Linked DNA regions of Mus musculus: region 1 is linked to region 2. A link is a loop called in an ENCODE intact Hi-C map of the cell type or tissue named here. Cell type or tissue: heart. All regions are shown on one strand. Each heading gives the region's core, and the rest is flanking DNA. Links, peaks and the distances in the headings are about the cores only. Region 1 has its middle 23 kb from the start of Gm41166. Region 2 holds the start of Gm41165 (a long non-coding RNA gene).

What was found. Hi-C counts contacts between places; a loop is a spot of excess contacts. Peaks named below come from ENCODE experiments on the same cell type or tissue, not always from the same donor. Only the 100,000 strongest peaks of a DNase experiment are listed, where the experiment ranks them.
Region 1: it touches region 2 in a loop (3-fold over the local background); 5 of 42 quality-filtered maps call a loop at or near these places.

Annotation. Positions count from the first base shown.
Region 1 is chr14:60,592,867-60,607,872 of GRCm38, reverse strand. It overlaps a transcript of Spata13 not described here. Among named protein-coding and RNA genes, the nearest start is that of Gm41166, 23 kb to the left of the region's middle. In heart, for the core only: no CTCF peak of the experiment used is centred there; a DNase peak (open chromatin) is centred at 8,622; H3K27me3 peaks cover 580 bases.
Region 2 is chr14:60,676,543-60,691,548 of GRCm38, reverse strand. It overlaps Spata13 (spermatogenesis associated 13), which reads right to left. Exons shown (of 13, transcript NM_001033272.2): 2 at 1-695. The coding sequence starts at 554. It overlaps Gm41165 (a long non-coding RNA gene), which reads left to right and starts at 7,257. Exons shown (of 3, transcript XR_003951186.1): 1 at 7,257-7,456; 2 at 10,319-10,417; 3 at 12,398-12,893. In heart, for the core only: no CTCF peak of the experiment used is centred there; DNase peaks (open chromatin) are centred at 8,808 and 8,998.

The sequences.
Region 1 (15,006 bases), core at 7,645-10,144, 84 kb after region 2:
CCGTGGTGTGTGTGTGTGTGACTGGGAGGGGGTTAGGGGGTGGAGGGTGGCTTAACTAAACAGATTTATGCTGTTCTGTCAAAACAGCAAACTCAAGACATATTCTACTGCTATAAAAGAATGCATGAGGCTGGATAACTTATTAAACAACAAAACAAAACAAAACAAAAAACAAAAAAAAAAAACAAAAAAACGTTTACTCAGATCATGATCCTTATTTTTGTCTTGTTGTTTTTTGACTTGTTTGTTTGTTTTTCAGACAGAGTTTCTCTGTGTAGCCCTAGCTGTCCTGGAACTCATGCTCTGTAGACGTGGCTGGCCTCAAACTCAGAGATTTGCCTGCCTCAGCCTCCCAAGTGCTGGGATTAAAGGTGTGCGCCACCATGCTCAGCCAGATCATGATTCTTAATGTTAGATACCAAAGACCAGGGGGCTACATCTGGTTTGGGCCTTACAAGATGTCCTAACATAATGTAAAAGTAGATAGGAATGTACACGCATGCAGATAAGATAAAACATGGGGGTAGCCTCTACTTGTAACAATGGTTCTCGTGGTAATTAATGCAGAGCCTTGAGAAAGGGATTAATCCTAACAACCACCCACCCCACACTCCAGCACACAGAGGACCACATGCTAACATGAACTTCACAAGGCAGTCAGGTTCCAGGCCTGTAGCTAACATTTGACTTTAAATCTATAGTAAAAGGCAAGGCAAGCCAGGCTTGGCGGCACTCAGGAGACTAAGGCAGGAGGATTGCTGCAAGTTTGAGGCCAGCCTGTGATGTACTGAGTGTGTGATCTCAACCACCTTTCTCCACATAAAAGAGATGGCAGGATGATTCTCTGGTCTATGTGGCAGGAAGAAGGGAGGAAAACTAGGGTAACCTCCAGCTGGTACCTGCTGGGACTTCTCCTTTAAGGAGTTGTCCCAGAATCCCCACTTTTGACTCCACCTCAGCTTACTGGCTGAACATTGCCATATGGTCAACCTCAGCAGCAAGGGAGTCTGGGAAGGCGGTGGATTTCCCTTTGACCTTTTGGGAGGTACTGGGATGGATGTCGGCTTGGCGTATTTGCCACAGGGGCCTATCACTCTTGCTTCTCTTCCCTTGTTTTCTACTACCAACAACATTCGTTACCTTGTGGGCCTCACCTGGCTCTACCAGTCCTCCCCCTAAAAGCGTTAGAATTTATCCTTTTATTCATTTATGGGTAGGCACCCACAGTGACCCACAGTAGAAACCAAATGGGTTTCTGCCTTAGCTGCCCAGGTCACGGCTCTGCTCTTTAGTCATGGCTACCACGAGGCTATGTGGATGAAGATGTTAGCCATTGCATTGCCCAGTGGTCTCCAGGGTGGACTCCTGGGCACAGAGACTCACGACTTCCTTAGCTCCATGCCTTTACATGTGGTACCTGGCACACACAGGGCACAGAGCAAACATACCTCCAGCAAATACTGGCCTTAAGATCAGATGACGTCAGCCTGCAGGCTCACTGCCAGCTCCCGACAGGAGACTTCCTTAAGGAAAGGGTTGGGCAGGGAGCCTCCAGATGGCCCCTGTTCCCCTCTGCACTTACCTAAAACCTGAGATCTTAAAGAAAGGTGACTCTGTGGCACAAGATCCATCTAGGTTCCTGGCTCAGGGTCACAAGACAATTTTAACCTTTACCCTCACCCCAGAGCCACTGGGATACAATACAGAATCCCTGCAGGCCGTATTTAAACTCCAGAATATTCCAGGCTCTTCTGTATACATCCAACACAAAACAAAACAAAACAAAACAAAACAAAACAAAACAAAACAAAACAAAACAAACAAAACCCTGCTCTTAGCAAAGGTACCCCATGAGCTAGTTGGGCCAGAGCACCCTCTTTCTGAGCACCTTCTAAGTCTGTTCAGATGGCTCATGCTCTGAGCCTCCAGGCAACAGCTGGGGACCCAGGCCTGTCTCCAGCAAGAATCCTGTTGGGTGGGTTTAGTTAGTCCCTGAGGTTCTTCTTAGCCAATTTTCCTCCTCTGATCTCAATCTGCTCCTTAACTCTGGACTCTCATGTGCTCCTGCTTCACACAGAGGTCTGAGCCCAGCTCCTTATCCACAGTCCTGAGACAGTGCTTCCGCTTTCTCCTTATCACTGCCGTCCTGCCAAAGCTGCCCTTAGCTTTCTCTCTATAGTCTGCTCTCCCTCCTCCCTCCATCCCTCCCTTCTTCCTTCCCTTTCTTCCTTCCCTCCCTCCCTCCCTCCCTCCCTTCTTCCTTCCTTCCTTCCTTCCTTCCTTCCTTCCTTCCTTCCTTCCTCCCTTCCTCCCTCCCTCCCTTCCTTCCCTCTCTCTTTCCTTCTCTCTTTCCCTTAGAGCTAAGGATGGAACCCAGGATAACAGTCATCTAGAGAAGCACTCCACCACTGGACCAAAATCCCCAGCCTTATAGTTTTACAATAACAAAAATTTTAAACAATTGTTATTGACTCATTTTTTTTCTTCTTCTTCTTTAAAGCTGAGAGACAGGCCTGGTTCCTCTTGGTTCTTGGCTTGATTCCTGTGGGAAGTTTGGGACTGAGGACTTTTGACCAAGAAAAGGACAAAAGTGTATTTGACTTCAGTCATGAATGATAAATATGTGTCCATCACACAGCCTTTGGGCATCGTGCCCAAAGATACAGCCGGATGACAAGAATCAAAGCCACCACTCTCCCTTTGATATGGAGGGTCCCTCCCATTCATTTTCCTGCAGGTATGCATCAGATAAAGCTTTCCTCGGGCCCCCAGCAAAGGTCAAGTTTCTCCTTGGCCCCAAGCCCTGTCTGCCCAGTGAAGGGCATGAGAACTTGATCCAAGCTTTCTCTCCTGCCCTTTACAAGTCTCCAGGCCAGCCTTGTCTGCATCTGGGACAGTCTTTTAATCCAAAACTCAAGGGTTAAAAGGATGGACCATGGGAATGGAAGAATTAGTCAGAGCTGGGGTCTTGTCCCCTCACCCCTTCCCCTGCTGCCCACACAGGACAGAATTCCCACTAATTCTTTGATCTCTGGGTGTTTCTTCTGACCCCCTGGCATTTTAGTATGGGCCGTGGGAGGCAGACCTGCACGCTGGCACTGGACTTCAGACGATTCCTCTTTCAGCCCAAATCACTGGACTGGAGACCTAGAGTCTAAAGCTGCAGGAGTCCTCTCTTTAAAACGCACGCTCATTAGAAGCCAGTCCATCAAAGGCACTGATGACCATGAGTCTAAAACCAGTGTCTCCTGGGTGCTGCGCTCGTCCCATGGCTACAGCAGCCAGATGAGGTTGATTGTTTTCCTGAGGCTCTGGCAACAAATGTTATTTGCTTTTGGAGGGTGGAAAAAAATTACTTTCCTTAAAGTTACCCCTCTGCAGGTTTTAAAGACTAAGAGTGGGGCTGGAGAGGTGGCTGATTGGTTAGGAGCACTGGCTGTTTTCCCAGAAGACTTGGGTTCAATTCCCAGCACCCACATGGCAGCTCACACCTGTCTGTAACTCAGTTCTGGGGCTTCAGAAACCCTCACACATGCAAAACACCAATGAACATAAAATAAAACTAAATTACACACACACACACACACACACACACACATACACACATACACACACACACACACATACACACACACACACACACACACACATACACACACATACACACACACATACACACACACACACACACATACACACACACACACACACACAAACACACACACACACACACACACACATACACACCAAATCCCATTTCATAAGAGATGTATCCCAACTTCTTAGTTTCTAAACATCATAATAGCAAATACTAAGCTGCATTTGGTAGTTTTTATAAACAATGATCATACTATAAGTTTGAATATTTATTTATATCTTAGGTCCTTCTTAGGATGGGAGGTCAACCTGTCCTGTGCACCTTCCCAGCTTGGGAGAGGTGACATGGTGGCTGGCACCTCTAGGAATGCTCTGAGTCCACCTGAGGTGGCTCATTAAGCGCCTCTCACTTCCTCAGCCTCCTGTGTAGGACATCTTCTGTCTTCTGGCCTTGCCTGCAGATCGCCCTTTCCTATCCAGCTGTGTCCCCAGAGACCACTCTATCTGGCTAAATCCTGGAACTCCAGCATCCCATGGCACAAGCAGGGACTGGAAGGATCTAGAAGAGGAGATGAGATCTTACTTCTGACCCCTCCCTGCAACCTTCTAGTAACTGTTGCAGGCCCTGGCAAGACTGTCTATCTCCAGGCTTCTGGCAATATCCTGTTTCACCTTTGGATGTAGAGAAGGTGACTTTGCTGTCACTGAGCTGGGCTAGGCACTATTCATGTGGTTTTCCTAAGCCAGGGCCACACCTCTGTGAACACTGCCACTGAGACAGGGCTGCTAGCTCTAAACTGAGGGATGCTGGATATGAAGTCTCCCAAAGCCACAGTGCCAAAGAACATCGCTCCAGTCCCATTCTCCAACTCCCAACCCCCACAACAGACCCTGTTGGAGTCTGCTAAGAAGATAATGTCCACCAGCCTTGTCTGAGAATGGATTATCAGATTCAATTTTAGAGTGTAAAAGGTCCTGCTTCAAACCTGAGTGGAAGGACTGTCACCCAGAGCCAAGAGTATACGGGCCTGGCTGGAGCCCTTAGCCTGTTACCAACACACCTCGCACCCTTTTGTTGAATTACATCCCCACAATCTGCCCAGTCTTCACTTAGTTAAGCAGAAAAATGAACAGTGTCCCCAGGGCCTTTGTGTCTTCATTTCTGAAGTTTCCCACATCATGGGAGACTGAATGAACAAGGTATACATTTTTCTCTTGCTGACCTGAATTTCATTATAACACTCGCAGAACCCTCGGGTTGGAGAGAGATGCCAACCTTTTCAGCTCTGCACTGGTCTTCTTCTGGCTCCTTCCCTCCTTTCTTAAGGTAAACTTCCCTTACGGTTTTTGCCCTCCCTGTTGCTTACATTCCAGATGAACTCCTGCCTCCTTTTTGTTCCCGCCCCCTTTCCAACGCCCCCCCCCCCCATCTCTCAATTTTGAGATATTAGCCAAGTATGAGGAAGAAATTCCATGGCTATTAATCTGCACCAGGTAGACTGTCCACTCTGCCTAAGTCTCTTTACTCCTTAGCACACCCGGTCTCTCATGGGTGAGTTTTGGAGCATGTGGGAAGAAGCTAAGGGTCTGTGTGTCTCCCATCTGGAGGGGAGTTGCATCCTCTGTCTAGGCAGAGGCTATGCAGAAGAGAACCTTCGGAACTTGGTCCCTAACTCCACCACTTACCTGTGTCTGCCAGGAAGCAGGCAGGTGTCTCCTCTCACTCCTGCCTATCAGGGACTTCCTGGACCCAGAGGCTCCCAATGGTCCCTGTGTTCTCCTAATGCCGCATGGAACCCTCGTTTGGAATGGATAGACTTTTCCTTTCTTACTGTTAAAGGTTTCTTTCTTTACTTTTGCTAGAGGAAATGACTGCCACCAACCTCCCCATAGGCTCCAGAGCTGAAGAATACAGAAGAAGCAGCTCCAGCTGGCCTGTGCCAGTTCTAACGATTACCTGGGTTTCTGCACATGTTTAACTTAGAGTTAACCTTAGAGGACACATTCAAGAGGGAGGAGAAAGGAGACACTAGCAAAGGAAAGAGGGACAATGAACAAAAGAGCCCTGCCAACCATCACGTTCTCAGAGGTTCCTCTCCTCCACCCCTGTCACCCAGGAAGAAACTTCAGTTCCTGCCAATCACAAACCTGTCAATACCCTATAGACGTCTGATAGCACTGCAGATGTTTGGGGGAGTCTGTGAGGAACAAAGAGAAGCAAGCATGACTATATACATCCTCTACCTCCAAAAAAAAGGAGTAGTTAGTTATACTCCTCTGGTTCATTACAACCATTAAAAGTGACACCACAGGGCTGGAGAGATGGCTCAGCAGTTAAGAGCACTGACTGCCCTCCTGAAGGTCCTGAGTTCAAATCCCAGCAACCACATGGTGGCTCACAACCATCCGTAATGAGATCAGACACCCTCTTCTGGAGTGTCTGAAGACAGCTCCGGTGAACTTATATATATAATAAATAAATCTTTTTTTAAAAAGTGAGACCACATAACAGGAGTCACTTGAAAAGAGAGACCACATGGTTCTTTAGTCAAGCATGTGTGCTCGTGCGTGTGAGCGCATGTGAGCACACGTGTGTGTATGTGTCTGTGTGCACATGTACATGTGTATACTCAGGTACACTCACATGTCTGTGCACATGTGAAGGCCAGGAGTGCACATCAGGTGTCTCTCTCTATCACTATGTAAGTTGTTAGTCAGGGTCTCTCTAAGCAGGAGTTTGTTACTTTTGCTAGAATGGCTGGCCAGTGAGGTCCTGGATCCATTCCTAGCACTGGGCTCCCAGAGGCCTGCAGCCACATCCTGCTTTATTACTGTGGGTGCTGACTGTCTGGACCCGGGTTTTCATGCCTTTTGTAGCGGGCGTTTTACCCACTGAGCTATCTCCGCAGCCCCTCATGCTTCTGATTTTGAAGGGGTTGAATGCTTCTGTTTACTTAAACATGTCTGATAGCTAGTGACATACCCACCTTCGAGCTGCCCTTCTCACTAAAATCTAGAAGCTAGCACAGCATTCTGACGTCTGACGTCCGCACAGGAGGTGTGGCCAGTGTTTCCTCTCTACCTTGTCTTAAGTTGTTTCCGATCATATTGGGGGTGGTTCTTACAGCCTGCTCTTGGGAGTCAGTGACTTCAGAGAGATGTGAAAACCACCAAACATGGCACTTAGCCTATAATCTCAGCACTCTGGAGACTGAGGTGGGAGACTTGGGTTTGCAGCCAGCCTGGGCCACACAGGGAAGCCATCTCTCAAGCAAACAGCATGGCCACTCTTCCTGCACCTTATCTCATAGCGGGGAAAGAAGAAAGATTCTAACGTGGTCTTTTTTTTTTTTTTTTGTCTGTTTCTAGAGCAAAACATCTGAGGTTGGACACTTTACAAGGAAAGATGTTCTATTTAAATTGACAATCTTAGAGCCTGAAAATCTAAGACTGGGTGGCTCTATGTATCCCCCTCTCTGCTAAGGCTCAGAAAACATGGACGGTGCCACATGTTACAGATGGCACCATGATGACAGTGTACCTGACAGGACACCTGAGAGATCTGGGGAGACTGGATCTCTACACCACCTCTCCCCCACCCCAACCCTCCCCCAAGGGAACTGATGGCAGTCCCCTGGGAACCATATTAATCCCTCTGAGAGAGGCACCCCTGATGACATAATCACTTCTCTTCAAGCTCTACCTCTTAAAGGTCCCACCACCTCCACCCTGGAGACCAAGCTGCAAGCTCCCAGCCATGAACTTCTCAAGCATACTCAGACCATATCTAAACCATTGCAGGCTGTAGAGATCAAACAGACAAACCAAACCAACATCTCACAACTATAAGGAAGTCTTAGGATGCACCAACTTAGTCCAGCAGAGAGGAAGCTCTGGGTTCAGTCTCCAACATTTGAAAATAAAATAGAACCTTCAGCCATAGCGCCATCATCGGCTGCTTTCTCTGCACAGGGTCAGACAGCTGCCTTCCGTGTTGAAGTCGTATCTTCTTTGGGGCTCAGCAGACTAACCCCAAACATTCTGGGCTAGGCCAGAGGGCAAAGGCTGTTGGACATACGTCTCATGAATCCTGTTGCTTCTTTGTGTGGAGACAGTTTGGATGCACAGGCTCTAGAAACACACCCCATTGCCAACCCTAGTCTTGTGGAGTTGTACCTGGAATACCTGGAGTTCTGAAACCTTCACTTCCCATAGGCAACTTTTGCCCAGGGTATCTCAAAAGCCTGAAACAGCAAATACATTAGGGAATTAATAATAGTAGTACCTCTGGGTGGAGGAACATTTTTTTATTAGATATTTTCTTTATTTACATTTCAAATGCTATCCCAAAAGTTCCCTCTACCCTCCCCCTGCCCTGCTCCCCTACCCACCCACTCCCACTTCTTGGCCCTGGCATTCCCCTGTACTGGGGCATATAAAGTTTGCATGACCAAGGGGCCTCTCTTCCCAATGATGGCTGACTAGGCCATCTTCTGCTACATATGCAGTTAGAGACAAGAGCTCCAGGGGTACTGGTTAGTTCATATTGTTGTTCCACCTATAGGGTTGCAGACCCCTTCAGCTCTTTGGGTACTTTCTCTAGCTCCTCCATTGGGGCCCTGTGTTCCATCCTATAGATGACTGTGAGCATCCACTTCTGTATTTGCCAGGCACTGGCATAGCCTCACACGAAACAGCTATATCAGGGTCCTTTCAGCAAACTTTTGCTGGCATATACAATAGTATCTGGGTTTGGTGGCTGATTATGGGATGGATTCCTGGGTGGGGTAGTCTCTGGATGGTCCATCCTTTTGTCTTAGTGGTGGAGGAACATTTAAGGACTTATTTTCTACTTTAAACATTCCTGTGTATCCCAATGGACCTATGTTGCTTTGGTGACTTCTATTTTTTTTTAATTAAAAAAAGAGAAAAAAATAAAAAGCCAGCAAGGCCAAGGCGGCCCCACTTCCTCTTCTTCATTGTTATCCTGCCTCCTCCTGCCCCAGAAATTCTAGCCCAGGAAACTTCCCACAATCAGTGCTCCTGATGTTGGCTCCAGTCACCTTCCTGAAGCCAAGGCTGCAAACCTGTTTGGTCTCTTCTAGTAACTCCCAAGGACTCTGAGGCAGCATGCCCTCAGCTTCAGCAGTTTGCAAGCTTTTCGAAGGCTACTTTGGTTTCCATGTGGAGCATTTGCAGCAACAATGGCAGTTACAGAGTTGAACCTTCCTTCCAGCAGATTCCTCCCAGTCCGGGGTGCTCGAGCCTTTGTGCCATGTGGTGCAGTTTTTGCACAGGGCTTACACATTTCCTTTTCAATACCTTAGATCACCTGTAGCTAACCTGCAAATAGCACAGAGTAAATAGACTGTTCTCTTTAAGGAATGACAACAGAGACTGCATATGTTTAAAGCACACACTCACGAGAGCAAGCACCCATGCACTTGCGGGAGCGCAAACACACACACACACACACACACACACACACACACACACACACACACACACGGGCACACAAACAATGCATGTGTATGCGCAGGTGTCCTGCACATGTCCTCTCAAGTCTTTGGACGTCAGAGGTCAGCCATGACTCAATCTCAGAAGCCCTTGTCTTCTGAGGCATGGTCTCTCCCTGGGACCCAGGGCTTGCCAATTAGGCTAGGCTGGGTGACCTGTGAGCCCCAGGAACCTACCATCTTTGATTCCCTATGGGATTACAAGCATGTGCCACCTTGCCTGTTGTTTTAAGTGTGCACATGGAATTTAATTCAGGTTCTCACGCTTACGCAGAAAACACTTAACTAAAGGAACTATTTACCCAACACCAAGCAAATACACAGTTTAAAAAGATATACATCTCCTCCTGTCGTCGGTTGTAGTCTCTGGACGTGGAAGACTGACTACACTTACTGTGTGCCCAGTCTCTGTTAGCATTTGCAAGTGTTAATGTTTAATCTTGTTTCTGTTTTGAAATTTCATAATTATTATTATTGTGCATGTGTGCACAAAGAGGGAGGGGCACAGGAGCCCTGGTGTGTGTTACCTCCTTCCACCTTTATGGGGGTCAAACGTTGGTTGTCTGGCCAGAGTGGCAGATGCTGAGCCACCTCACTGGTCCCTGAACATTTAATCTCATTTAATCTCCATGGGACTCCAGGGACTGGGTATTATCATCATAGACGTTTTACAGGTGAGCAAGCTGGTGTGATAGAGAAACTTGCCGGAAGTCACACAGCTAGTGACTGGCCGAGCTAGAATCTGAATCTCAGCAGTCCGCCCACAAAGCCTCTTCCATGGAAAATGTGGGGAAAGCTGTTTTCCCTGTGGTTGCTGTTGGTACATTAGGGACAGAGGTGAAGAAAAGACAATGAGAGACATAAATCTTCCTCCAAGAAAAACAATGACAGAGAGAGCCAGTAGCCAGTCGTAGTCTAGACAACTCTCCGTAAAACTGCTCATTCACAGAGGCAAGGAGCTTTTGAAGTTCTCCCAGTCTCACTCCAATTCCTCAGCAATCATTAATGGGAAACTAAGCGCTGGAGGAAAGTGAACTCCCAGAGCCCAGGGGAAGCAGGAAGCCCAGCCGACTCAAATGCCAGGCACCCATCACAGCAGGGTGTGAGCCCATCCATTTGCCTCCAGATAGCTGAAATAAACAAATCAACCCCCCCACCCCACCCAATTTGGCAACAGTTTCTTGTTACACTGTCTGTGGGAGACAACTGATACCCATAGCTATGTGAAGAAAGCCAGGGCTTTTGGGTTCTGATTAAGAGGCAGATGGAATCACTACTAAGAAGGTCTGTGGGTGCAGCTCCCCAGCTGACTGCAGGCTGCTGTCCCTTGAGGGGACTGCAGGCAGTTTGGGTGAAGTCCCCTTCTTGGCCTCCCACTCAGCCTTAGGCATCTCTGTAGCTTTCAGAACAACTGTTGAAAGTGAAGATTGCAGAGAGGATGTGTCCCACCAGTAGTTTAGGGACGTGTCCAAAAGCCTTAGCTAAATTAGAAAAGCCAGTTAGGGGAACCTGGAGAGCCCCTGGGTTTTCTGAGGGAGCCATTGGCCACTTGTGAGGATTCTTTTGGAGTGACAGTGGCTGACACTATGCAGAGGCTACCTCGGACTGGGGACAAAGGCTTCTTTAAAGCCCTAGATAAACATCGCTTGAAAGGGATTGCTAGATGTTAGGCTCTGCAGACCTAATGTCCTGCAGCTACTTAGGAAACAAACAAAATATCCAGCATTTTATTTACAGAGACACCTTAGGATATATATATTTGAAGACATCTTTTAGATTTTTATAAACATTTCCTTTTTCAAAAATATTCCCAGCCGGCCTGATGGCAGAGGTGACGCGCAGTTACCCTCCGGACCCTCTGATCATGTTGCTGCGAGGAGCTTGCGGGTTGTGTGGCCTACAGCCTGTGCACCACCCTGCTGGCCTTCTGCTCGCTGTGACCCTGGGCGCTGAGTGCCACTCACTGCACACCGGATCTGTTTTGCTGTCGGTGCGTAAAATGACAGAGAAACATGAATGGATAACAACAGAGGAAGGTGCTGGAATGGTGGGAATCGGTGATTTTGCACAGGAAGCTTTGGGAGATGTTGTTTACTGTCGTCTGCCTGGAGTTGGGACAAAATTGAAAAAACAAAACAAAACAAAAACAAAAAACCGGGGCTGGTGAGATGGCTCAGTGGGTAAGAGCACCCGACTGCTCTTCTGAAGGTCAGGAGTTCGAGTCCCAGCAACCACATGGTGGCTCACAACCATCCGTAACGAGATCTGACTCCCTCTTCTGGAGTGTCTGAGGACAGCTACAGTGTACTTACATATAATAAATAAATAAATCTTTAAAAAAAAAGTATTTTAAAAAAAACCCAAAAAACCAAGAGGAGTTTGGCGCTTTGGAGAGCATGAAGGCTGCCAGTGAGCTCTCCTCTCCTCTCCGTCAGGAGAGGTAACCGAAGTCAATGAAGCACTTGCCGAAAACCCAGGGCTCGTCAACAAATCCTGTTATGAAGACGGTTGGCTGACCAGCATGAAACTGAGCAACCCTTCAGAGCCGGATGAATTCATGAGTGAAGAAACATATGAGAAGTACATGAAGTCCACTGAGGGGTGACCATGACACCCCTCCACTTCCAGAGAAAACTGGATGCGACCTATTCCAGCATGCTTGTCTTAAACTGGTGGAGAGTAGAGGACTTGAAATAACTTTTAGCAATACTGATGGAAAGAAACTGTTCTTGACAGTGCTACTTAAGACCCACCCCCAACTTCCTAAAGGATGCAGATAAACACAGTGTACAGATTTTTGATAATTGCCATACTAAGTATTTAGACAACGGGTTAAGCCCTGGTGTTTAGAATTCATAAGAACATCTGCAGTGAAAAGTGGTTATGAGGCTGGGTTTAGTGACAGATCACCTTCTAATCCCAGCACGCAACAGGCAGATGTTAGTTCAAGGTCAGGCTACACAACGAGTTCTAGACCAGCCACAGCTTCATGGTCTCAACCCTACCTACCGGTTATAAGACTTTCATAAGTCAAGATAACAGTAGCGTATCTTACATAATTTTGTAACTTGCCCATATCCACCACTGGATTTGGCTCAGAGACTTAGTGTCTTCTCATCGGAAATGCCTAGGAATGTAGGGAAGTGTTGTACAGTGTCAGAGGCAGGAGAGTACTGTCTTTGTTTCACCATGTGCTGTGTTGGCTGTTGTTTTCCCACCGTGAAGCACCGGCTTTGCAACACTGAGAAACAAATAAAGCATTCATCCTCTTTGTTAAAAAAAAAAAAAATATTCCCAAGTATAGCCTTGGCAAGAATTTGGTAAGAACTTTAATAAGTAAAAGAAAACATTGTCTAAGAGTCAGTCTGCCTGCTTGCCTGCCTGCCTAGTTATCTGTCTGTCTATCTATCTATCTATCTATCTATTCATCTATCTAATATTCAATTTAATCCTCAAAGTCTATGTCATTGCTTACTGCACACTTGCTAAGCTCCTTCTTTCTTACTGTAGAATGGAAACAAGCATCTGTTTGGTAAGTGCTGAGTGACTTAGAGGAGGTGGTCCTTGTAAAGTTGTTGTTGTCATCGTCCTTCTTCTTCTTCTTCTTCTTCTTCTTCTTCTTCTTCTTCTTCTTCTTCTTCTTCTTCTTCTTCTTCTTCTTCTTCTTCTCCTCCTCCTCCTCCTCCTCCTCCTCCTCCTCCTCTTCCTCCTCTTCCTCCTCCTCATTATTCTAAATCCTAATTTTATAATCATATGTATTTGTGATTCCACCCCCCTTGCCTCCCAGTCCCAATTTGCCCTTTGTCTTTGCAGGGACAAAGGTGGAGCAAAGACTGAGAAAATGGCCAACCCATAACCAGCCCGATGAAACCCATCCCATGGGCAGGCACCAGTTCCTGACATTATTAATAATACTCTGTTATGCTTATGGGCGGGAGCCTAACATAACTGTCTTCTGAGAGGCTCCGCCCTGCATCTGACTGACCGATGCAGAGACCCACAGCCAAACACTGAATGGAGCTCTTGGAGACTTTTATGGAAGAGTTGGGGGAAGGATTGAGGACCTGAAGGGGATAGGAACATCATAGGAAGACCAACAGAGTCAACTAACCTGGATACCCTTGAGGGCTCTCAGAGACCGAGCCACTAATCGAAGAGCATGCACTGGCTGGACTGAGGTCCCATGGCACACATGTAGCAGATGTGAAACTCAGCCTTTATGCAGGTCCCCCAACAACTGGAGCACGGGCTGTCCTTAAAGCTGGTGCCTGTCTATGGAACCGGTTCCTCTGTGCACAGGAGGAGGAGTAAGCTGAGGAGTAGTTATAGTTAAGTGCCTAATACAAGTTGCTCTTTGTGTGCTAGGTGCTGGCATCGTGCTAGGTGTTCAAGCCCTCTTGTGCTCCCAGCCCCTTCACAGAAGTCCTCAGTGGTCCTAGAACCTGACACGCCACCATCAACAAGGAAACACCAATTCTCAGGACTCACTCCACATACCCAGGAGTAGAGGCCCCACAAGCTTCGATGTGACTTCAGGAGACTGAAGGCTGCGACAAGCTGAGGAACCACCAGTGAAAACCCATGTCACATCTGTCTTGTGTTCTTGATGAGGCAAAGCTTTAGTGAATTGAGTACCTGTGTTCAGACACTTGTTGCTGTTGTTCCAGAGGTATGGAGGCATGTGCTTGTACCTAGTACTCAGGAGGCGGAAGCAGGAGGGTTTTGAGTTTCTGCTAGCCTGGGCTATATCGTGAGACCCAGTCTCAAACAAAACAAAACAAAACAAAACAAAACAAAACAAAACAAAACAAAACAAAACAAAACAAAACCAAAAACTATACACACAAGAAAAACAAGTCAACCACCCCACGTTCTTTAATTCCTGAACACATCAAAAAGTAATTCATGTCTTCCAAGAGCTGTCCCTCTTCTGTGTATTTTTTAAAAAATATTTATCTATTTTTTTATGTATGTGAGTACACTGTAGCTGTACAGATGGTTGTGAGCCTTCATGTGGTTGTTGGGAATTGAATTTTAGGACCTCTGCTTGCTCCAGTCGGCCCCGCTCGCTTCGGTTAACTCCACTCACTCAGTCCCTGTTCGCTCCAGCCTAAAGATTTATTTATTATTATACATAAGTACACTGTAGCTGACTTCAGACACCAGAAGAGAGAATCAGATCTCATTACAGGTGGTTGTGAGCTACCATGTAGTTGCTGGGATTTGAACTCAGGACCTTTGGAAGAGCAGTCAGTACTCTTACCTGATGAGCCATCTCGCCAGCCCTTCTGCCGATTTTTTTTTTAACAACTATAAATGCTGTAAATTAGAAACAAGTTATTTAATAATTAGGAAGTATTTGCCAGAGCCTGGGTGGGCAGAAGAGGAGTTGCCCGGGCTGGGACAGCTACTGAGTTCAGCATCTGGACTCATGCTTAGAGCTGCTCAGTGTTGGGCCAGCCTCCCTGTACAGTCAGAGATCTTCTCTGAATGTCAGGATCTTTAGGTTTTCTGTTTTACAAGGTTTTGTTGCTTGTTCGAACAGGGTCTCCCCTGGTAGCCTGGGCTCGGATCCTGCTTTCTCTGCCACCCAGGTGCTAGGATTTCAGGCGTGTGTCCACACCCACCCGCCTTTCACAGACTTTCAAGGAGCTGCTTGGCAGTGTTTCCACAGGCTGCTGCTAGAGAGCCAAAGCATTGCCTGGCAGCATGCCCAAATGATAAAATCTGACCGCACTCTTCATCACTCATCAGCAACAGCAGCACACAGGAACTTGCCGAACTGCTCCACAGATGAAAAATTAAGTTAGTGTTCTGCCCTCAGACTCGTAGAACACATTTCCAGCAGGAAGCAATCCACACAGAAGACCAAGCCCACAACCACAGGGAACAC
Region 2 (15,006 bases), core at 7,406-9,905:
CCATAGGCCCTGCGGATGCTGCGAGAACGGTGTGTGCTCCTCTGGAAGGCGTCCTCCGTGTCCTCGGGGTCTGAGCAGTCAGACCCGGCGCCATCTCCTACAGGGCCCAAGGATGTACACCTGCCCAGGCCCTTTCCCAGGATGGCAACGGTGCCATTGGGAGCAGCCCTTCCTGGGTCTCCTGTAGGCTCCTCCTTGGAAACTTCTGCCCCCTCCCGGTTCTGAATTCCTTGAAGGACAGAAGATTTTAGTCTTTTAAAGGAGCCCATTTTACGGAAGGAGGCCAGGGCATTCCACGTGGAGGAATTCCCCACAAGGACGACTGAGCGAGGTCTCTCAGAGTTCGAATTCATCCTCTTCCGACTACCAGAGAAGAGACGTACCAGCTTCGATGGGCTGAGCCTGGTTTCCCCGGCTTCGGGATCACTGCTGGGGCTGCTTTTGCAGCCTCCATTCTGACATGCTGAGGATGTCACCATTTTCGGGGCCTTTGGGTTGGAGGCTGAACAAGTGGCTGTGGCACCTTGCCCATGGCCATCCTGGGCTGTTGTCATGTTCTTGGGGTGGGCAGCCTGGCTCAAACCCCCATTCACGCCGGTAACTGGGGGTCCCTGCTCCAGACCTTCATCTCCAAGGACAGCAGCCTGGCTTTCACATCTGCTGTGTGCATCTGGATCCGTAGTCACAGCTACTGCCTGCAGCACAAAACAAAGCAGGCGTTTAACCATTGTCCCCAAGGAGGCGCCTCTATAGAGGCTGATCGTTCAAGCTAACAACTGCTAACAGAAGAAAAACCCCACAAGCTCCAGGACAAGGCTGGGTCATTAAGAATTACTCTAAAATCTACTTCTCATCAAAGCAAGAGTGGAAGGCATGCAAATGATGTATTCCTCAAAGGAGAAACGAAAAAGACAGCTATGGATGTACATCTGACACAACGGAGAAATCCCGAAACCCCGAGAAGACCCTGGAACGCAAATGGTAAGACCTTGTTCTTTATGTGAACGGAAGGGATCTTTTATTATGAAACATCAACCCCACCGTGACTTCCAAACACGCCTACTGAAACACCAGCCTGTATGAGCAGGGGCTCGGTTGGTGGACTCCTGGGAGTTCTGACAGAGGCCAAGTGACTAAGGAAAACTGTAAGAGAAACTTACGGCATTATAGGGACTCAGGGCACAACATACCAAGCCAGAGAAGCTGGAGGAAAGGCTGTGTGCAGAAGACACCCAGAAAGTTCTACTTGTCCATAGAGTGATGTGAGGAAACACATGGGGCTGTTAGAAACTCAAGACATGGACATATGACTAAAATACCCTCTTCCCTCTGGTCCTACATCCAAGCCTCTATACATTCCTGTGCCCATTCCTCCCAAGGTTGCCCAAGCCTCCTCCACAGCACTACCTAACCCCCAAAAGTGTGTGAGAACACCACATCTTTAACCTTTCCCATCAATCAAGTCCATCTCAGCCTTTCTCGGCCTTCATAGGATGGCTCAAATGTCATGGCCCTTCTATTTCCAATAAATAAATTAATAATTGAGCTTCAGATTATGAGACCACAAAAGGCCATCGGTCAGACAATGCTTACATCATTTCTAGGCGGTTGACTAAGGTCAAGGGTAGATAGAGGCTCTGGGCTGAGGCCTTTACAGCATCACTGAGCCTTCCCAGAAGTCTGGGGCTATCAGAATGCACTCAGAAAACTGCATGGCCACGCAGGCAGGTGAGGGCATTTGTCTGGAGGTCCCGCTGCTAGTCCCCTCTGAATGATGCATTAAACCAATGCCTAGAGAGACAGAGGCACTGCTGGGATCTGTACCCTGGGCACCTGACTCCAATTCCAGCACCTTCCGACCTGTAGAAATCAAATCCCAACTTGGTTTCAGATACTAGTCAAGGCCTTTACCTCCTAGAAACAGCCAAGGCAGGAAGAGGAAACTGTAGAGAGAACCTGAGGTTCTATTTTATTTAGCTCACCATTTTTCAAGCTGGACTTGATCTATGTGAAGCGGCAGTCTGCATTACCTGCTCCTGCGCACTGCTTTCTTTCCCCTTTGGCCCCTGTATCATGCCCAGTGAGGAAGGACTGTCAGGGAGAGCCAGGGGGAACAGATAAAGGATTGATGCCACCCAGGATGTGGGAGTCTCTACTGACTTAGGCTGTCAGCACTTTACTAATAGGAAGACTGATGGCCTAACTGGGCCCTTTGCGGTGCACAAATCTAATGGAGAAGATGGTGTGTGAGAGGCGTGGGGGCGGGGAGGGGCCGTGGGTGCATTTGAATGAGCCACATGAGCTGAGTCTTAATTCTGCCTGAGAGGCGAAAGGGACCAACAGTTAGACTGCCTGCCTGTCCTCAGCATGGTGGTAGTGTGCTTACTTCCATACGCCTCAGAGTCTTAAAATGAACCACAGAGAGAAGTGTCCAAATCCAGTTTGCAGGCAAGAACTGACCACAAGGCCGAGTAGTAATAATGGTCTTTCGAGGACTTGTGTCAGTCACACAGGGGACAGCAGGATTCCCGCCTTAGAGCGGGGCTGAAGTTGGTGACACCAGTAGAGGGCACCATGAGACCTTTTTAGTCCAGGACAAAGCCTGTGTTAAGAGGACCCTGGAGGCTCAAGGGCTACAGAGAAGCATGTTGGGACATTTGAAAATGCTCCTTGAAAGACATGGGGCTATGCCTAGATGCTAAACCTACTACTGTCACACAATCTCCAGTAAGCCATCTCAGCAACCTGTGCTTCATGCTGTCTATGAAATAAGAGGGAACTATCCATCAACTCAGGATGCCATGATCCTCCAGAGGGTGCAAGCAGCAGGCCAGGCCCCTCGAGGGGTTCAGGATGGTGAGTGGAAGTTGGCATGAGGAAAGGACAGCTGGGAACACGGTGTGCCTGGCAGGAGGTGAATGAAGGTGACCAGTCTCAACTCTCAGGCAACAGCTGGGGGGTGGGGGTGGGGGGCAGTCCTTAACAAACTGGGTACAGCAAGCAGAGCAGTGCCTGCCATTGGAGGGGTGGCCCAATGCAATGAGCGCTGAGAATCATGGGAAATGGGGCAGGATGTTTACATACCCTGAGTATAAAATCTAATCATTCTTCAAGACCAATTCAGGGGTCACTTCTGTACCTCTGAAGTGAGTAAGAAAATCCGTATGTGCTTCCAGGGCGGTGGAACCTCACCCCATGTATTACCAATGCATAATGATATTGTGGGAATATGAGCAAATCTATGGGCTGTTAAGGTTTGAGAACCATGAGACTGAACACTTCAGCTTACTCAAGACTATTATCTTGATACAAGACTGCATCAGTTTTCCTGACTGTATCTACTTAGGTGACAGATCATGACATACTTGTGTGTGTTTCTTCAACTGGTGATTACATTTTTAAATTTTTTTTTATTTTTATTTTTTTTTGGTTTTTCGAGACAGGGTTTCTCTGTATAGCCCTGGCTGTCCTGGAACTCACTTTGTAGACCAGGCTGGCCTCGAACTCAGAGATCCACCTGCCTCTGCCTCCCGAGTGCTGGGATTAAAGGCGTGCACCACCACGCCCGGCTGGTGATTACATTTTAAGAGGTTTCACATATGCTAGACAAACATCTCCCGCCACTGAACTGTATCACAGCCCTTTTTTCCAATGATACTGGGTCGTTGTTATTTGTCTCGTTACTTTTTTACTTTGAGACAGGGTCTCACTAAGTTTGTATTTGAACAGCAATCCTCCTGCCTCAGCCACCCAAGTAGCACTCTAGGCACTGCTTGCCCCTATTTCTCTAGGTTGAAGATGCTTACATTTTTATTACACCAGTAAGCATTTACTATTAAAAAAAAAACACGTAAATTTAGATCCAGACTCCATCTGAATGGGTTTAGAAAGCTAACGATGTACTTACTGTCTGTCCATGAGCCAAGCAAGGCTGTTTACTGCTTTAGAGTGGAAAGTGAAAGTCACAGGAAGGAACAAAAGCTTTCCCAGAATCTCCGAGGAACACACCAAGTTGCGTTATTGAGAACCGATGCTTTGACCCCCATTAACTAACAAGGGTCGCAATTCAATTACTGGCTCCATGGCAAGCCTGATAAATCATGGGACCCCTGCCAGAGATGCTTCTGAAGGGAACTCCAAGAAAGAATTCGAGATGGGAATATTGTGACATCCAGTTGCCCACAAGCTGGCCTCCGGGGTGAATGAACTCCACAGTGGAATGTTTCTCCCCACTCGTAATGAGAAATCTCTACAAAACCAGCTGTGACCAACTCATTTCAATTAGAACCAGAAATGTCAGAGGGGTAAAATTATGCATCAGCTTGGGCTACGGACACCACCTCGGAGCACATCCGATGCTCGTCCGAAAACCAGCGAGGCTGGGGACTACCGTGCAACAGCCGCACATCCCCGTTCATCTCCATGGTTCCACTTACATTCAGACAAAAGACCCAAAAATCATTAAAACGAGTGTCCCGAAAGCAGGCAATTCATAGGTTTTTCTTTGCATCTTGCACCATCCTTCCCTGTCCTGGCTAGGATATAAACTGTCATTCTGCCTGGCTTACCCACGCCTCGTACACTACATTCTCTCCTACTGGGCATTCAGTAGCCATCTGTCTCAGAATGCTTGTCGGTGGCACTGCAGTGCTGAGTTCAAGTAATCCTGGTTTCACTTAGCAACAGCCCGGAAGCACAAAGGGAGAGGTGTCGGCAACTCAAACGATGGACACATTTTAGGTTCAGCACGATCTGAGGTCTCAGTCTGACTGATGCGGACCATTACTAGGTGATGGGTGGGGATGAGCGACCAGCAGTTAGAGTACAGTGACTGGGCATGGAGTTAGTTCAGGATTGTCACCTATCGGCCAGAACCTAGAGACCTTCTCAGCCCTCTGCCCCAGTCTCTGTGGCCACCAAGTCTCAGAGACCATCACTGCCTGGCTCACGAGACCTCCAGGGATGTGGAGTGGCACACTACCTTATCCCTAGCCTGAGGCGCCTTCCTTCTGGACAAGTCTGCCCTGGCTCCCTCCCATCTTGTAATCCCAATCACCCCCCATCCTCCAGCCTTCATTCTGTCACCGGAGTACTTCCTGGTCTGCAAATGGAACTGTCACTGGAATGCCATGTCATTGGCTGCAGGTCTCCAGACCTCTCCCCAGCCAGGCTCCATTCTGTTTGGCTCTGTGGTGCTTACTAAAACAAACAACCACAACGACAACAACGACGACGATGAAAACTGAGGGTCTTGCGCAAGTGAGGCAAGCTCTCCGCCCCTGGGTTACTCCTTTAGGCCACAGGCTGACCCCACTGCAGATCCTCTTCTGCTCTCGGATTCTCTCTCCTGCAGGGGATCACAATTCCAAGCTATCATGACTAAAGGCATCTGATAGGTCTGGTCAGTGGGAGCCAAGTGTGGGCGGGGATCTGGGAGTGGGAGGAAGGAGGCCCCAGCACCTCTGTGGGTGACATCTGTCTCTGCTTTGGCTCTGTCCCCTTACGTCTCAGATTCTTTCAGGTTGTGGGTTCAAGTGACCATTCCTCCCCTCCAGTGTAGGGGTCAGCTGCACATCTGCCAACTTGCCCAACTGAATACACAAAATCCTGTCTTGGAGTCTCTTTGCAATAGCTAGAGGCAGTTCTCTTTGCCTGTTCCATAGGCATGTACTTTGCCATGACATCATTAACTCAAGTGAGGAGGCTCTTGAGAAACTCTCCCTCCCTCTCTAACACAGGAGCCCTTTCTCTGGTTCTCAGCACCTTCTATGTAGCTCAATTGGTCCTACTGCTTACCACCCTGGCCCAGCATTTTGCTCCTCCTCTGCTTTCTCCAAGTATCTCTGAAGACTTTGAAAAGTGTGTTAAAGTAAACAAAATCAAGTCTGATTTCGCCGTCCTCATCATCCACCAGGTGAATGACGGGCAGACTGAGGATGGGGATAACACTATGTGTTCTGCACACATCAGCTAGATCAGTCTGAGGCCACATAGCTTTTCTATGGGAGCCGTCCTATGTCCCCTAGGGTGTTTCATACAGTAGTGGCTACCAATGCTACTGGGACCAAGAAAGACTACATCAGGTGTAGAGGCTCAAGGTGATCCCACCACTTAAGAAGCTGATCCAGGAGTTTGGCGCCAGTCTGAGTAATATGACAAGTTCTAGGTCAGCCTAGGCTATATACTAGACGCTGTCTCAGAAATACCAAGATAGATAAGACAGATGATAGCTATAGATGATTAACAGATATCTAGATGGGTGATACAGATACACACACGCACAAAAGAGGGGAGGGGAGGGGAGGGGAGGGGAGGGGAGGGGAGGGGAGGGGAGGGGAGGGGAGGGGAGGGGAGGGGAGGAGAGGAGAGGAGAGGAGAGGAGAGGAGAGGAGAGGAGAGGAGAGGAGAGGAGAGGAGAGGAGAGGAGAGGAGAGGAGAGGAGAGGAGAGGAGAGGAGAATACTATGAAAACTGTTTCAGAGAGGTAAGTATTGAAATTACTGAAATTTATTTTCAACCATGAAACTGAAGGTTATAGTGTTTGGTGGTACTGTTTTTTTAAAAAAGATTTTTTATTATTATTATTTTTATTATTATAATAAATAAGTACACTATAGCTGTCTTCAGACAGCAGCAGAAGAGAGTGTCAGATCTCATTATGGGTGGTTGTGAGCCACCATGTGGTTGCTGGGATTTGAACTCAGGATCTTCGGAAGAGCAGTCAGTGCTCTTACCTGCTGAGTTATATCGCCAGCCCGCCTAACTACATTTTAATTATGCTATAAACAGGTCTGTTTATGTTGTGACAGCAATAGCATGTTGTTCTACAAACGACTTTTAAAATGCTGATAATTACTAAGCTAGTAACAATATTCAGTCACTTTTTATTTTAAAGACAAGGCTTAACTGTGTATCACACACTGCCTGTGAAGCTCAGTGTATAGTTTAAGCTGGCTTCAAACTCACAAGAATCCTTAGGCCTCAGCCCTCCCAAGTGCTGGAATTACAGATATGAGCTACCACACCCAGGCCTTTCATTTTAACTAGTAATCAATTTATTGATCGAAGTTAATGATTTGTATGCTGATTTTGTAAATGTGCAATTAATTTCTTTGCAAGTCAAAGCACACCTGAGTGACGCAGGAACAGGCTTAATACCTTCTGAACCTCTTCCTGCAGGAAGCAAATGCATGCATCGTATTTCCTGCAGGAAGCTGGGTGCAAATGCATGCGTCGTATTTCCTGCAGGAAGCTGGGTGCAAATGCATGCATCGTATTTCCTGCAGGAAGCTAGGTGCAAATGCATGCATCATATTTCGGCTTTTCAAGGCTTTCCATTTCTTGGCAAACAGTACAGATGCCTATTCTGTGCCACCTGAATATCCAATTACTCGGCTTTTGTCCGCAAGCTGTGACGGCTGTGGGAACAAGGAGTCGTGCAGCTCAAACGCATGCAAGTAAGTGCTAAAATTCTAAGTACCACACAGCACCAAGTACACACCTTCACCTCAAACACACATAATCCATTCCAGTGTGGCATCCACAGAATGACATGTGTGCTCCTGACGGCCAAGCCGACGTGCCTCCCGAGAGGAGCCCTCACCTTCCTGTCACTTCAGTATTACTGCAGGGCACCGGTAAAGACAGGGGCCAGAAGCCAGCATTTTAGCACCCTGCATTCTGAGAACTGGTTGTATTCCAAATAAATAATCTATTTCCATATAAGAGAGAGCGTACTTATGGGAGGGTGTTGTCGTTTTTTAAATTTCTGTTCATTCCTTATTAGAGTTTAGGCCATCCCATCTGATTATATCATAGCTATATAATACAGTTTTCACTTTATCCCAACTTACAATGTTGCTGCAGTCATATGCATTTGAGTTTGGAATTCCAGGGGGCAAAGTGGTTTACTCCCCAGACTCACAGGACTCCCTCCTTGCCAGCCTCACTATGCACATGCAGCTCAGCGAGGAGGGGGGGGCAGGGGGCTCACCTGAGTATCTGGGACTCAGCAATATCCCATGCAAGGAGACAGGTGGTTTCTGAAGCCATGTGCTGTGGCTTCATTTAAATATCCAATGACAGAAGCTAAATGTTTATGCATTAGACGTGAATCTGGGTAACTGCTTAAGATACAATAATTGTGCACTTGAAAAATATGTCAATTTCATACAAGCATGCTATGGTCCCACGCTTTCCTTATCTAGGTTATGGGGCTAAACTATATTCCTTGGAGAAATTGGGATGAAAATGGAGATTTCAAAGGTAGGCTTTAAACCTAGAGAAAATCTTCTTGCTGTCTCTGAAGTAGGGGTTCGTGCAGGTGTGGTATGAGATACAGAAGCAGGCAGGTAATGCCCACTCAGGGACGACAGGTACAGGCTCTGCCCCTTCCTTCCTTTACCTCATATGAACTCAGGGGCTCAAAGAGTCTTGAAAAAGTGCCATCTAACGTTGTCAGGTGGCTTGTCTAGATTACCCGTAGTTCACTTGCCTCTGTGACAGCAGTAAAATCCTGAAGCGGCCACCAGCCAAGGCCACCTAAGGCTTGCACCAATGCCAAGACAGAAGTCACCATGGAGCCTATGTCTCTGCCTCCTGCACTCGCCATTCAGAGCAATGAAAGCTTTTTCCAGATGGGTGGCCTTAATCTTGGAGGCACTTGGAAGGTCACTGGACCAAAAGCAATTGCCTCTGCTTGCTGGAAGCAGACCGGTCAGATTCGGGCTGTGTGCCAGTGGGCTCCCAGGCTCAGGCTGATGGTGCCACTGACACAGAAATGCCCAAGAGGGACAGGAGAGCATAGGCGCCACAGTTCAACTGTTTACAGGGGCGTGTGCTGTGCTTCCCCCGCACTTCCACATTTCAGAGAGTCTTTGCTTTTTGTACTAACTTTATCTCTGGTTTGAGAGATCAGCTTTCTGCTTGGTTTCCATCCAAGAGTCAAGGAAGTCCACGGTTCAGGGAAGGCAACAGCAGCGTGTCCTTCTACCGGAAAAGACAAGGGTCCAGAAGGGGCCCCACCCCGCCCTGCCCTGGGCAGCCAGGCAGCTCAGATCACCACATCAACACTACACTGTAGCCAAAACACTCTCTGTTGTCACACTAAGCTGCCTTCCTCCGCTAGAGCTAACACATGGACACGTCTTCTTGCAGAGCCCTTCACAACTCTTGGCACAGACCTTACTATTAGGCATTTGACAATAGCGTGCAATGGCACCACCAGTGACTGCAGCCAGTGGTAACCAGCTATCCGTAAGGCCTAGGCAGCTCACCCTTCCCCCGCCACAGGTATGTCTTGGTCTGGCAGAAGTGGATCTAGAGTCACTTCGTTAGAAGGGGAGGCTCTGGTCTCCCCTTATAAAGTTTCTGGTAGCCAACCAGTATGCACATTCTCATTCTTTTGAGTCAAGGAGTGAATGGGGCCTAACCACAGGGAAACTGGGAAGGAGGAAATTGGAACAAAACTCCATTAAGAGAAAGTTATAGGGAAGAAAACTACCATAGGGCTTGCTCTAGCACCCATTTCTTTCAGCAGCTCTGTGTTGAAAAAAGGGTCTCGCAGGCGACACAATTCTTTGTCCCCATAAAGATGCATGGCCAGTAGCTTTCATGGTGGCCCCTGAGCAGCCAGCACATTCTGTTGATGAGTTTGGTTGCAATATTGTAAGTTTACAGACAGCATTCAGGTGCCGGCCATGCAGAAACCTCTCTGCAAAGGACCAAGACATCAGTTATGTGGGTCACTGTGGTTTCAAGGTCCCTGTTAAGAGTTTGACTATGAACTGTCCCTCAAAGTCTCATGTATTTGGTGGCACTGTGTTGGGACAATGTGGAGCTTTGGGGACTGAGGTCACACAAGCAGAAGTGGGTTATGGGGGCAGACCCTGAAGGTGATAACTGCTTCTAATTCTGGTCCAAGTCTTTTGCTTCTTGTCTACCTCTGTGATGTGACTAGCTGCCTCGTGCTTCTCCCAGAGACAGCAGCCATCCTACCATCATGGCTTCCTTACCATGAGGGATTTCTATCCCTTGAAACTGTGAACCAAAATAAGTCTTTCCTCCCTCTCAGTGCTTCTGCCAGGTATCTGTCACAGTGACAGAAGACGTAGCTAATAGAGAGCCCCTTCAAATCTCACACTGCAACTTAACCGACATAGCAAGCATCTATCTATGCCTTTGAGAACTGATCACTATACCCAGTGCTCCACCCTCATAAACAGACTAATGCACTATTGTAGAAGTAAGGTCATTACTGAGAATGTAAGCTTGGCTTCCTCTTGCTTTCTTCCATCTTTCCCTGTTTCTCACTACGTTAGGATGCAGCACAAAAGCCCTTGACTTAGACCTCCATTCTCTGGAATCTAGAGTCTAGATGCTGCTCCTCCATCTTGGACTGCCAAGCCTCTGGGACTGAGGTAAATATATATATTTTTTATTACGTATTTTCCTCAACTACATTTCCAATGCTATCCCAAAAGTCCCCCACACCCTCCCCCCGCCACTCCCCTACCCACCCATTCCCATTTTTTGGCCCTGGCGTTCCCCTGTACTGGGGCATATAAAGTTTGCCTGTCCAATGGGCCTCTCTTTCCAGTGATGGCCGACTAGGCCATCTTTTGATACATATGCAGCTAGAGTCAAGAGCTCCGGGGTATTGGTTAGTTCATAATGTTGCACCTACAAGGTTGCAGATCTCTTTAGCTCCTTGGATACTTTCTCTAGCTCCTCCATTGGGGGCCCTGTGATCCATCCAATAGCTGACTGTGAGCATCCACTTCTGTGTTTGCTAGGCCCCAGCCTAGTCTCACAAGAGACAGCTATATCTGGGTCCTTTCAGCAAAATCTTGCTAGTGTATGCAATGGTGTCATCGTTTGGAGGCTAATTATGGGATGGATCCCTGGATATGGCAGTCTCTAGATGGTCCATCCTTTTGTCTCAGCTCCAAACTTTGTCTCTGTAACTCCTGGTAAATATATTTTTATCATTTATCATTTCCCAGCCTGTGCTGTTACAATGGCAGGTAGTGGGCCAAGGCGTGGACATGTCTTTAGTGGGTACCTACTCTTTCCTCTATGACCCAGGAAGAAGCCGTGAATAGGAAGGGCCACAGAATGTCCTTACTCCCAGCACCTTCTAATAAACAAAGCGTGGGCATGTTTCCATGCCTACTTGTCTGCTTCTGATTCCCTCTCCATCATTCTGTCACTGTTAACCTGAGACACTCCACCTGCATTTCTTTACCTGTGCCTCCCATCTTTGCCCCGTGACTGACACCCAAACAGCACAGGGACCACACCTCTGTTCCCCAAGTGTTTTATTAGGTGAGACATCCCTGGCTCCCAGCAGCTGGAAACATTCTGATGGCCACCTAAGGAGACAGGAAATGCTTGTTCCTCAGTGGTCATGGAGCTCACTGGAAGCTGTGGTTGCTGCCACAACCCAGCGAGAGGAAATCTCAAAGGACATGTCCAAAGGCGGGGTATTGTATGTGTCACTTCTGCACCGAGGCACAGAAAACAAACATCAGGGCGGAAACTGTTGGTACTATTAAGTTTGGAGGTGAGCAGTTCCAATCTACATGAGGCAGTCAGAGAATCCGAAAGAGTATCATGAGTTTGAAAATATATTATGCCAGATGCTCTTCCTGGAGGAGCCTGTATGTTTCTTGCTTACTTCCCCCCCCCCCCCAAAAAAGAAATGCGTAATTCTTGTTTGTTTGTTTGTTTGTTTGTTTGTTTTTCAAGACAGGGTTTCTCTGTATAGCCCTGGCTGTCCTGGAACTCACTTTGTAGACCAGGCTGTCCTGGAACTCAGAAATCCACCTGCCTCTGCCTCCCGAGTGCTGGGATTAAAGGCGTGCACCACCACGCCCGGCTTGACCCTTATACTTAAGCCTATACTAAAATATCTTTATTAACTACTGTTAATTAAACCCAGCCTTGCTCCACTAAACTAACAGAAAGGACACAGATCTGTACCTGATTGTGAGATACGATGGGGGTGTCCTGGGTTAGACTAAACTCAAGAGCTTGCATATGCTCAACAAGAGCTGAGATATAGATATCAAAACATCTATTTATAAGACAATTGCTCAGACTTTAAAATACCTCTTACCACAAGATGCTCATATTATCACCCCAATTGGACTTAAATTCACAATGTAAATAAACAACTTCCGCCGGTCGTGGTGGTGCATGCCTTTAATCCCAGCTCTTGGGAGGCAGAGGCAGGCGGATTTCTGAGTTCAAGGCCAGCCTGGTCTACGGAGTGAGTTCCAGGACAACCAGAGCTATACTGTCTCAAAAAACCAAAACCAAACCAAAACAAGCAAACAAACAAACAAAAAATCTAACTTCCTAATTATGATAGTTAATATTGATTCTAAACTTGACAGGCTATAGAATCATCTATGAAACAAGCCCTGGGGCACACTTGTGAGGGTTATGTTAATCAGGTGAGAAGGCGCCCCTCCTGAAGAGGGGTTGCAGCATTCCCTGGGCTGCTGACCTGGACTGCATACAAAGGAGAGCGGCTGAGCATCAGTTCCCATCATTTTGTTGGATTCCTGGCTGCCTGCACTGCGACCAGCTAGCTGCCTCTGCTCCTGCCATCAGGACGCCCCTGCCACAGCAGACTGTGAGCCAGAACAGCCTTTCTCCATCATGGAGTTGCTTTGGTCGGGGTATTTTATCAGACCCACAGGGAAGAAACTAAGACACTAATGGTAACAGGGCTAATCTACTGCTAACTGCTCAGTAGTAAGATACCAAAATAACTGAATAGTCACGGGTCAGTAAAAAGAGGAACCTGAAGTGACCAGCTTAAAGGAGACATTTTCAGTTGTTTGAAAAGACATAATAAGAGTCCCCCCACCCACCCCACCTCCCGGGCTGGAGTGATGGCTCAGAGGTTAAAAGCACTGACTGCTCTTCCAGAGGTCCTGAGTTCAATTCCCACAACCACATGGTGGCTCACAACCATCTGCAATGGAGTCTGATGCCCTCTTCTGGTGTGTCTAGTGAGAGCAATGGTGAAGAAAGAAAGAAAGAGAGGGAGGGAGGGAGGGAGGGAGGGAGGGAGGGAGGGAAGGAGGGAAGGAGGGAGGGAAAGAAAGCAAGCCCCCCATAGGTACTTGTTTGAATGTTTACAGAATGGCATTAATAGGTGTGGCCATATTGGCGTGGGTGGGGCCATATTGGTATGGGTGTAGCCTTGGAGAACTGTCACTGGGGATGAGTTTTGAGCTTTCAAATGCTCAAGCCAGGCCCAGAGTCAGTCACTACCCCCTTCTCTCATTCTCTCGTTCCCCCCACCTCACCCCCACCTGCTGATCTGGATATAGTACTCCTTTCTCCACTATGTCTGCCCGCCATGACTTCCCACCATGACGATAAAACGGACTAAACCTTTGTGCCTGTAAGACAGCTTCAATTAAATGATTTTCTTTGTAACAGAGTTGCCATGGTCATGATGTCCCTTCACAGCAACAGAAACCTTAAGACAGCATCTTTGTCCCTGACATTCTCTGGCTTCCCCTCTGATGGCTCTCGGCCCTTACAAGGTTTCCTAACACATGTGGAAACCTCCCCCAATTTCCCAGCCCAGGAGACCTGTCCTCAATGCTGCAGCAGATGCAAAACCACGAAGGCCCACACAAAGAGGTGAACCTGTAGCTATTTGCCTGTGCTGTAGCGGGCTCCTGCACACGAAAAGGCTAGACTGCTGTGGTGTTAGCTCCACTAACCTGCTGCCCCAGACCTGTGCATGCTCGCTCCAACTGGCTGTTCGTTAGTTCTCGTAATGGCAGCAATCTTAGCACTACAGGACAGAAGTCATACTCCAAGGACAATGATCCTAATAACAACTTGAGCCCCTACCTGCCCATCTGTCACTGGTTCAATATCTGGCAAACTAGACAGGCACGCATGTCATATAGTGTGACCTATAGAATCATGTTAAATTTCATATAAAAAGCAAAGACAGAGCCTGACATCATTTCTTCACCCCCAATCTGTCAAAGTTGGCAGGATCACTTCTTTTCCAAAAACTCTTCAGGACTACAGTGCTGTGGCAGTCTCTCTGCAAGTGCCCATGGTCCCTCTTAGACCAAGTATCCTGATGCAAGAGAACCTAGACCTAGGCAATAATCACCACCTCGGTTGCCCCCGGCAGTAAGTAGACAATAAGCAGCTCAGAGCCACAGGCAGTAAGGACGCCTGCAAAGACGGCCAAGACTGCTGTCATTCTAGCAAACAGCTTGGGGGTGGGAGTGGGGGGAGGAATGCCTTCTCTGTTGAAGCAGGGTTCCTCTGATTTGCTTGTTTAGCAACAACAAACATCAAATGAGGAGTGAGTTGTTCATTTCCTTGTTCAGTCACACACCAAATGCTTGCTAGGTTCCTCATGCCTGAGTGTAGGCCAAACACAGTGGTACAAAGACAGTGGCCAGCATACCCATTCTAGCCACTTACAGGGTGTCTGGGGGAGGGTATGAGACTAAAACAGTGTGGGTAGTGTCAGGTCCTGAACAGCCTCCCTTAGAAGAGGCACCAGGACAGCTGTCACAACAAACAACTAGAAATTTCAACAGTGTGAAGCAGTGACCCCAGCTAAAGAAATGTAGGTAAGACAAGGTGGACTTAGAGCCCACTCTTAGACACTGAAGCACCCAGCAGGGGCTGGGCAGCACAGAAAATCTGCAGATCAAAAGCTGTCAGGCATCAGTGGAGGCTGCCAAAGCTGCAGGGAGAGACAATGGTGGCATGGGCTTGTGACCAAAGCATGGCTAGAGGTAAGGGATGTTATCAACATGGCCTGATGGCGGATTGTGTGTATGTGTGTGAAGGAGCTTGGCAGGAGACAGGAATGAATCTAGCAGTGGGCAAGGTCCAAAGGGGTAGCCTGAAGACTCGCAGAGGCCATTGGGAAGCAAGTAAAGAAGGGTGGGGTTTTAAATATCCCAACTTGGAAGAAAACCTCAAGTCTTGATGAGTATGGATCCCT